Regions from separate parts of the Homo sapiens genome. Here region 1 is linked to region 2. A link is an interaction called in ENCODE POLR2A ChIA-PET data of the cell type or tissue named here. Cell type or tissue: GM12878. All regions are shown on one strand.

Region 1 (4,000 bases), 230 kb before region 2:
CCCAGCTCTGGGCAAAGTGCTTGGACCCTGCGGTTACTCCGAGCCCATTTCTCAGCAGGGAAAAATGAGGCTCGCGGAGGCAGGGGCCCGGCGTCCAGGTGGGAGCATGAGGGCGTATTGTGGGTGGGCTGGCCGGTCTGGGGGGCGGGGACCCTGTACAGAACGCCCCGGCCGCGTGGAGTGGCAGGTTCGTCACTGCCTGGGGGAGGAGAACACTGGGTATTTCATTTTTATTTTTTTGTTTTTTTTACTTTTACTTTTTCCTTTTTATTTATTTATTTATGTATTTATTTATGAGACAGAGTCTTGCTTTGTCACCCAGGCTGGAGTGCAGTGGTGCGATCTTGGCTCACTGCAAGCTCCGCCTCCCGGGTTCAAGCGATTCTCCTGCCTTAGCCTCCCGAGTAGCTGGGATTACAAGCGTGCACCACCACGCCCGGCTAATTTTTTGAATCTTTTTTTTTTTTTTTTTTTTTGAGACGGAGTCTCACTGTCTCCCAGGCTAGAGTGCGGTGTCGCGGTCTTGGCTCACTGCAAGCTCCGCCTCCCGGGTTCACGCCATTTTCCTGCCTCAGCCTCCCGAGTAGCTGGGACTACAGGCGCCCGCCACCATGCCCGGCTAATTTTTGTATTTTTAGTAGAGATGGGGTTTCACCATGTTGGCCAGGCTGGTCTCAAGCTCCTGACCTCAAGTGATCCGCCTGCCTCGGCCTCCCAAAGTGCTGGGATTACAGGCGTGAGCCACCGTCCCCGGCTAATGTTTTCTTTCTTTAATCCCAAAGGCTTCAAAACTAAAATTCTGTTTGTTTGTTTGTGTGTGTGTGTGTGTGACAGGGTCTCCCTCTGTTGCCCAGGCTGGAGTGCAGTGATGTCATCTCGGCTCACTGCAGCCTCGAGCTCCTGGGCTCACGTGATCCTCCTGCCTCAGCCCCCTGAGTAGCTGGGATTACAGGTGCGCCACTATGCCTGGCTAATTTTTTTTTTTTTTTTTGTAAAAACAGGGTTTTGTCATATTGCCCAGGCGGGTCTCAAACTCCTGGGCTCGAGCAGTCTGCCCACCTCGGCCTCCCACAGTGCTGGGATCAAAGGTGGGAGCCACTGTGCCCAGCCCACACTGAGATTCTGCATTGAAATGTTTGCTGGGTGCCCCCCATTGCTGGGCACCGTGGGGTGGGGTGTGTCTGTGTGTGGCCTGGGGCACCCCCTGCCGTCAGCCCAGATCTGTGTCTGTGTCTGCATCTGTGAAACGGGTTTCCTGGCAGATAGAGGGGCTGCTTAAGGCCAGTGCCCTCGGCGGAGACTCTATTAGGGACTGCGGGCCCCAGATTTCCACGTCATATCTCGCCGCCATGGGGCTGCCTCCTGCCTCCTCTGCACCAACTTTCTGGAAGTGCCTGTCAGCTGATCCCACCCCGGCCACATCTCAGCACCAGGCCTGTCGCTGCCGTCCTGGACTCGTGGGCCTCAGTTTCCCCAACTGTGAAACGGGCTGGCGGCCGGTCAGCGTCTCCTCCCTGAGCAAGGGACTCCCCCATCCATGTCTCAGCCCCCACCCAGATGCCCCGGGACCGTTTCACAGATGAGAAGACCGAGGTGCCAGGGTGGCGATCGCACGAAGGGCCCGTCACGGGAGAATGAGGAGGGTCTGGCGTCAGCAAGCTCCCCCGGAATCTCGTGATCTGGAAATCCACAGAGAAGCACCTTCACCACGCCAGCTTCCCGGGCCGCGCTTCATTGTCATTTCTGGAGAGTGTTATTAATATCCGCCCCGTGGGTGCGGCGCTGTGTATTTCCAGAGAGGGGACTCGGGGCCCATCAGGGCCGGGGGAGTGGAGCCGGCAGATGTTCGGCCCTGCCCAGAATCACTTCCCCAATTTCCCCACGCCCGGCGGGGCTCTCAGCATCTGCATCCGCCGAGGCCTGGCTGTGCTGACGGGAATTGAAAGGACCTCGTGGCTTAGGCAGGCGGGGGAGCCCCCCGGCTGGTCAGGTGCACGAGGAGCAACCCATGGCCAGGCAGAGCCCAGAGAGGGCGGGGAAGGGCCTGAGGTCACACAGCAGACGCTAGCTAAGTAAGCGCCTGCTGGGTGTGGGTGACCCTGCCCTCCCCCGACCCATCAGTCCAGGTCGGTCGGGGCCGCCTGTCCCCTGGTGTTTCCCTTCACAGCCCACCCGCCCCAGCTGACCTCTTCCTCCTGCTCCCTGAACCGGGAAGTCCGGGCCCTTTTTGGACACTGCATCTCCCCAGCATACAAGATAGTCCAGGACACACAGGAGGTGCTCAATAATGGCTGCAGAGTGCCCTGTCCTGGCAGAAACGCTGTGGACTGACAGCCCCGTGTGGCTGGCCCTGTGGTCCACGCTCAGCTCTGCTGCCTCTGTCAGTCCTGGGAGTTTCCGGGACGGGAAAAACAGCGAGATTCAAAATCCCCCGGCCTCCCGGGGCCGCGGTCCTGCGGGGCCACAGCGCCAGCTTCCGCTTCTTGATGGCTTCGGCCCCACCCCCACCATGGGTAAACTGAGGCCCGGAGAATGGGCAGACTGGGGCGCGAGACTCCAGGTCCTCCAGGTCCTCCTGCCCCCCGTGCCCTCCTCCCGCCTGCAGCCCCAGGCTCTGCTCCGTCTTCATTCCTTCTTCATTCCTGCCTCATCTGTCCAGCTGTTCATTCCTGGCCTCTGGACTCTGTGGGGAGGGGACGAGGGATGAGGCCTGGAGTCTTTTTTTTTTTTTTTTTTTTTTTTTGAGACAAAGTTTCACTCTGTCGCCCAGGCTGGAGTGCAGTGGCACGATCTCAGCTCACTGCAACCTCCGCCTCCCGGATTCAAGTGATTCTCCTGCCTCAGCCTCCCGAGTAGCTGGGACTACAGGCGTGCGCCACCACGCCCGGCTAATTTTTGTATTTTAGTAGAGACAGGGTTTTGCCATGTTGGCCGGGCTGGTCTCAAACTCCTGACCTCAGGTGATCCGCCCGCCTCGGCCTCCCAAAGTACTGGGATTATGGGATTACAGGCATGAGCCACCGCGCGTGGCCATCCTGGAGTCTACAGCAGTGATGTGGCTGCGGGGGTGCACTCTGGCCGCCTCCTTCCCGCCTCTCCGGACTGTGGACAAGTGAAGGGCTTTGCAGGTTGCTGGTACTCTGCAAACCTGGTTACCAGAGAGGTGTGGACCCCTCCCTGCCTCAGTTCCCCAAATGCAGAGCAGGGCCCCAGGGGTGTGGGGAGGCAGTGCTGGGTCCCGCCCTGCCCACCCCTCCCAGCGGCGGCGTGGGTGCCTGTGTGGAGGGGGAGGTGCCAAGGCCCCCAGGGACCCTGCCCACCTGGGGAGCAGCAGCCGCAGGTGCTGAGTCATCTCAGCCTCTGCCCCGGGCCTCCGCCGTGCCAGATAGCAGGATCATCAGGCCTCCGGGAGGGGGTGGGGGGCTGGGGGTGCTGTCAGTGGATGGGAGCTGCCAGGAGTGGGGCTTCAGAGAGGGGCCGGAAAGGGGACACCAGCATTGGAGGAAGGAAAGCTTCTTACGGCCTCTTTCTTTTCCTTCTTCCTCCAACTCCTGGCCTCAAGCCATCCTCCTGCCTCGGCCTCCCAAAGTGCTGGGATTATAGGCAGGAGCCGCCGCCCCTGGCCTTTCCCCTCCCTCCAGTGGATGCCTGCTGGATTCCCGCCACTGTGCCCCACAGACCCTGATTCTGTCTTTTTTTTTTTTTTTTTTGAGATGGAGTCTCGCTCTGTCGCCCAGGCTGGAGTGCAGTGGTGCGATCTGAGCTCACGCAATCTCTGCCTCTCAGGTTCAAGTGATTCTCCCACCTCAGCCTCCTGAGTAGCTGGAATTACAGGGGTTCACCACCACGCCCGGCTAATTTTTGTATTTTTAGTAGAGACGGGGTTTCTCCATGTTGGCCAGGCTGGGACTCCTGACCTCAGGTGATCTGCCCACCTCGGCCTCCCAAAGTGCTGGGATGACAGGTGTGAGTCACCGCATCTGGGCTAGATTTTGCCTTG
Region 2 (4,000 bases):
TGCAGGGGCATGAGCTCAACTTAGTGCAACCCCTGCCTCTTGGGTCCAAGTGATTATCTTGCCTCAGCCTCCCAAGTAGCTGGGATTACAGGCACGTGCCACCATGCCCGGCTAATTTTTGTATTTTCAGTAGAGGCAGGGTTTCACCATGTTGACCAGGATGGTCTCGAGCTCTTGACCTCGTGATCCGCCTGCCTTGGCCTCCCATATTGCTGGGATTCCAGGCTTGAGCCACCCTAGGGAAATTCTTGATTTTCCTCGGCCCAGTCCATGGCGTCACTGAAGTGGATGTTCAATGAGAAAATAATAAGGATGAATGCTGCAGTTGGAGTTCAAGAGAGGAGGCATTTTTGACGCCACAGATGGGCAGAGATGGGGTGAGGGCCCTGGCCGGCACCAGCTCTCCTGGCTCAGACTTTGGAAGCCGCCCCCCAGGGGAGACGCTCAACTGGTCAGAGGTGTGGATAGCCCCGTCCCCCAGTAGTCCCACCCCGCAGAGAGCTCTCAGGCTTCCAGCTCTGGCCCAGGCCCAGGTCCTCGGTGCCATGTGAAGGGTGGAGAGCTCTCCTGGGGGACAGAGTTGTACATTTGTGGAGGTTTTCTGGTGGGGCTGTGTTTGACGTCAACACTCTCCTCCCTAAACCCTCCCTCTTCCCCATCCCATACAGGTCCTCCTAAATGTCTTCCCAGCCCCTTCGAGAGAATTGTGGAAGTGGGGTTGCCAGATCAAACACAAGACACCCAGTTAAAATTCAACTGTAGGTACGTGACGAGTACTTTTTGTTGCTGCTGCTGTTGTTGTTCTTGTTGTTTTTGAGACGGAGTCTCGCTCCGTTGACAAGAAGGCTGGAGTGCAGTGGCGCGATCTTGGCTCACTGCAACCTCCACCTCCCGGGTTCAAGTAATTCTCTGCCTCAGCCTCCCGAGTAGCTGGGACTACAGGCACCCGCCGCCACACCCGGCTAATTTTTTGTATTTTTAGTAGAGACGGGGTTCCACCATCCTGGCCAGGCTGGTCTTGAACTCCTGACCTCGTGATCCACCTGCCTCAGCCTCCCAAAGTGCCAGGATTACAGGCGTGAGCCACTGCGCCCAGGCTTTGTTGTTGTTTGAGACTGGGAATCACCCTGTCGCCCAGGCTGGAGTGCAGTGGTATAGTCACAGCCCACTGCAGCCTCTGCCTGCTGCGCTCAAGCAATCCTCCCCAGTCAGCCTCCTAAGTAGCTGGGACTACAGGTATGCACCACCATGCCTGGCCAATTTTTTTACTTTTTATAGAGACGGGGTTTCACCATTTTACCCAGATTAGTCTTGAACTCCTGAGCTCAAGCAGTCCTCCCACCTTGGCCTCCCAAAGTGCTGGGATTACAGGCATGAGCCATCACACCTGGCCCATTTCTTTCTTTCTTTCTTTCTTTCTTTCTTTCTTTCTTTCTTTCTTTCTTTCTTTCTTTCTTTCTCTCTTTCTTTCTCTCTCTCTCTCTATTTCCTTCTTTCTTTCTTTCTCTCTCTCTCTCTTTCTTTCTCTCTCTCTTTCTTTCTTTTTTTTGTAGAGATGGGGTCTTACTGTGTCGCCCAGCCTGGTCTCAAACTCCTGGCCTCAAGCAATCCACCTGCCTCGGCCTCCCAAAATGCTAGGATTACAGGCATGAGCCACTCTGTCCAGCCTGTCTTAATTATTTCAAATTGCAGAAAACTTCAGACAAACATGAAGGTTGTTTGTAAGGACCTTCTTGGGCTGTGCCTCAGTTTCCCCATCTGGGAGATGCCAGCCTGGATTCCCCTCCCGGCCTCAGTGTCTCTCCTGGGCGGCAAGAAGGACCCTGGGACTGTGCCCACTCTGCCGTCCAGGGGGCCGAGGGAGGTGCCCAGGGAGGGGGAGGTGCGTGGTGGTGACGGGCGGCTCCCGCACAGAGCCTCAGACCTGGGCAGGTGAGGCAGGCAGGTGGGTCTGGCCCGGCGCGGCCCGATGCGGGGGCAGGGATGGGATGGAGCCACTTCCTGTTTCTCCACATTCTGGAAAGTCCCTGTGTTCCCAGGCAGAGGGGGCACCTCCTCCCTGCCAGCCCTCCTGGGCGCCGGGCTCCTCACCACTTCTCCTTCCTCCACCCACTTCCCCAGCGGACGGGCCTGGGACCCGCCCCTTCCCCTCCTGCCTCTCTCCTCTTTTCTTTCCCAATCAGGCCCTTCCTGGTGTGCAGAAGGGAAAGCTGATTCCACAGCAGCTGGGCCTGCCCGACCCAGGAGGCTACATCTGTCACCCCTCTGTCTGTCTCTGTCTCTGTCTCTATCTGTCTCTCTGTCTCTCTCTGTCTCTTTCTCTGTCTCCTTGTCTGTCTGTCTCTCTGTCTCCATGTCTCTCTGTCTCTCTGTCTTCGTCTCTCTGTTTCTGGCTCTCTTTGTCTCTCTGTGTCTCAGTTTATTTCTGTCTCTTTCTGTGTCTCTTTGTCTGTGTCTCTGTGTCCCTCTGTCTCTGTTTCTCTGGCTCTGGCTCTGTGTCCCTGTCTGTTTCTTTTTTTTTTTTTTTTTTTTTTTTTTGAGAGAGTCTCGCTCTGTCCCCCAGGCTGGGGTGCAATGGCGCGATCTCGGCTCACTGCAAGCTCCGCCTCCCGGGTTCACGCCATTCTCCTGCCTCAGCCTCCCAAGTAGCTGGGAGTACAGGTGCCCGCCACCACGCCCGGCTAATTTTTTTTTTTGCATTTTTTAGTAGGGACGGGGTTTCACCGTGTTAGCCAGGATGGTCTCGATCTCCTGACCTCGTGATCCGCCCGCCTCAGCCTCCCAAAGTGCTGGGATTACAGGCGTGAGCCACCGCTCCCGGCCTGTCTCTCTGTTTCTCTGTCTCTCTCTTTGTCTCTGTCTCTCTGTCTCTGTCTCTGTGTCCCTCTGTCTCTCTGTTTGTCTCTCTCTGTGTCTGTCTCTGTCTCCGTGTCTCTCTGTCTCTGTCTTTGTCTCCCTGTCTCTGTCTCTGGATCCCTCTGTCTGTTTCTCTAGCTCTCTCTTTGTCTCTGTCTCTGTTTCTCTATCTCTGTCTATCTCTGTCTCAGTCCCTTCTTTTGCCACCATCCCCCTCCCGTGGCCGCCCTCACGTGTCAGCACCATACCCTCCCTGTGGTCAGGGCCACCTGCTCCAGGGTGTCCTCAGGTCGGTGCTGGCCGGCGTGTTCCCGGGCCCTGCAGCCACCTGCTTGACCAGGGCCAGGCCCAGAGTGAGATCCTACCAGGCCAGGTCGGGGCAGCCTCTGTGCCAAGACAACTTTAGGGAACAACAAACCTGTCTGACGGGTTTGAGATTCCACATGGGACAGGCTTTCTCACCTCCGCACTGACGCTAGGACAGCTGGGTTGAAGGGGCCCAGTGACACCCCTGACATAGCACCTCAGGCTGGGTACAGGCTGCAGCAGCCTAGTCTGGGTCAGGGCTGTGTCCTGAGGTTGGGGCACCCAGGGCAGGCTGGGTGAAGGAAGATCAGCAATCTGCCGGTCGCCCTGTGCAGGGAGGATAAACAGGGAGAAGGCACTGCACATGCAAAGTCTCAGCGGGGACAAAGACTCAGGGGAGAGTGTGCGGGGCCTGGGGTGTGAGGATAGATGGACTGGGAGAGAGAGAGGGGACCCTGGAGGGCCTGGAAGCTAGACGTGGCCTGTATTCTGGGGGCACTAGGGAACCATTGAGGGTTCTGGAGCAACGGAGTGGTACAGTCATGGTGGGGCTAGCGGTGTACTGGATGGGGTGAGGCACAGGGACCGAATTTCAGATCAGAAGGCTCATCTGGTAGTCAGACTGAGGCCGGAGGAGGCTCAACTGCCCCGAGGATGAAGAAAGGAGCCAAACTTGGCCGGGTGCAGTGGCTCACGCCTGTCATCCCAGCACTTTGGGAGGCCAAGGCAGGTGGACTGCCTGAGGTCAGGAGTTTGAGACCAACCTGCCAACACGGTGAAACCCCGTCTCTACTGAATATACAAAAAAATTAGCTGGGGGTGGTGGCGGGCGCCTATA

What was found. Peaks named below come from ENCODE experiments on the same cell type or tissue, not always from the same donor. Only the 100,000 strongest peaks of a DNase experiment are listed, where the experiment ranks them.
Region 1: POLR2A ChIA-PET joins it to region 2 with 8 read pairs; 4 of 35 experiments call an interaction of 5 or more read pairs at or near these places.

The regions. Positions count from the first base shown.
Region 1 is chr19:945,985-949,984 of GRCh38, forward strand. The region is part of intron 3 of ARID3A (AT-rich interaction domain 3A); the gene reads left to right. Among named protein-coding and RNA genes, the nearest start is that of ARID3A, 22 kb to the left of the region's middle. RefSeq lists enhancers at 1,315-1,814, 1,359-1,418, 1,499-1,898 and a silencer at 3,083-3,462. In GM12878, no CTCF peak of the experiment used is centred here; a DNase peak (open chromatin) is centred at 1,937; H3K4me3 peaks cover 1,788 bases; H3K27ac peaks cover 3,285 bases.
Region 2 is chr19:1,178,572-1,182,571 of GRCh38, forward strand. No RefSeq gene overlaps it. Among named protein-coding and RNA genes, the nearest start is that of SBNO2, 6.3 kb to the left of the region's middle. RefSeq lists enhancers at 1-12, 1,399-1,914. In GM12878, no CTCF peak of the experiment used is centred here; no DNase peak of the experiment used is centred here; H3K4me3 peaks cover 324 bases; H3K27ac peaks cover 775 bases.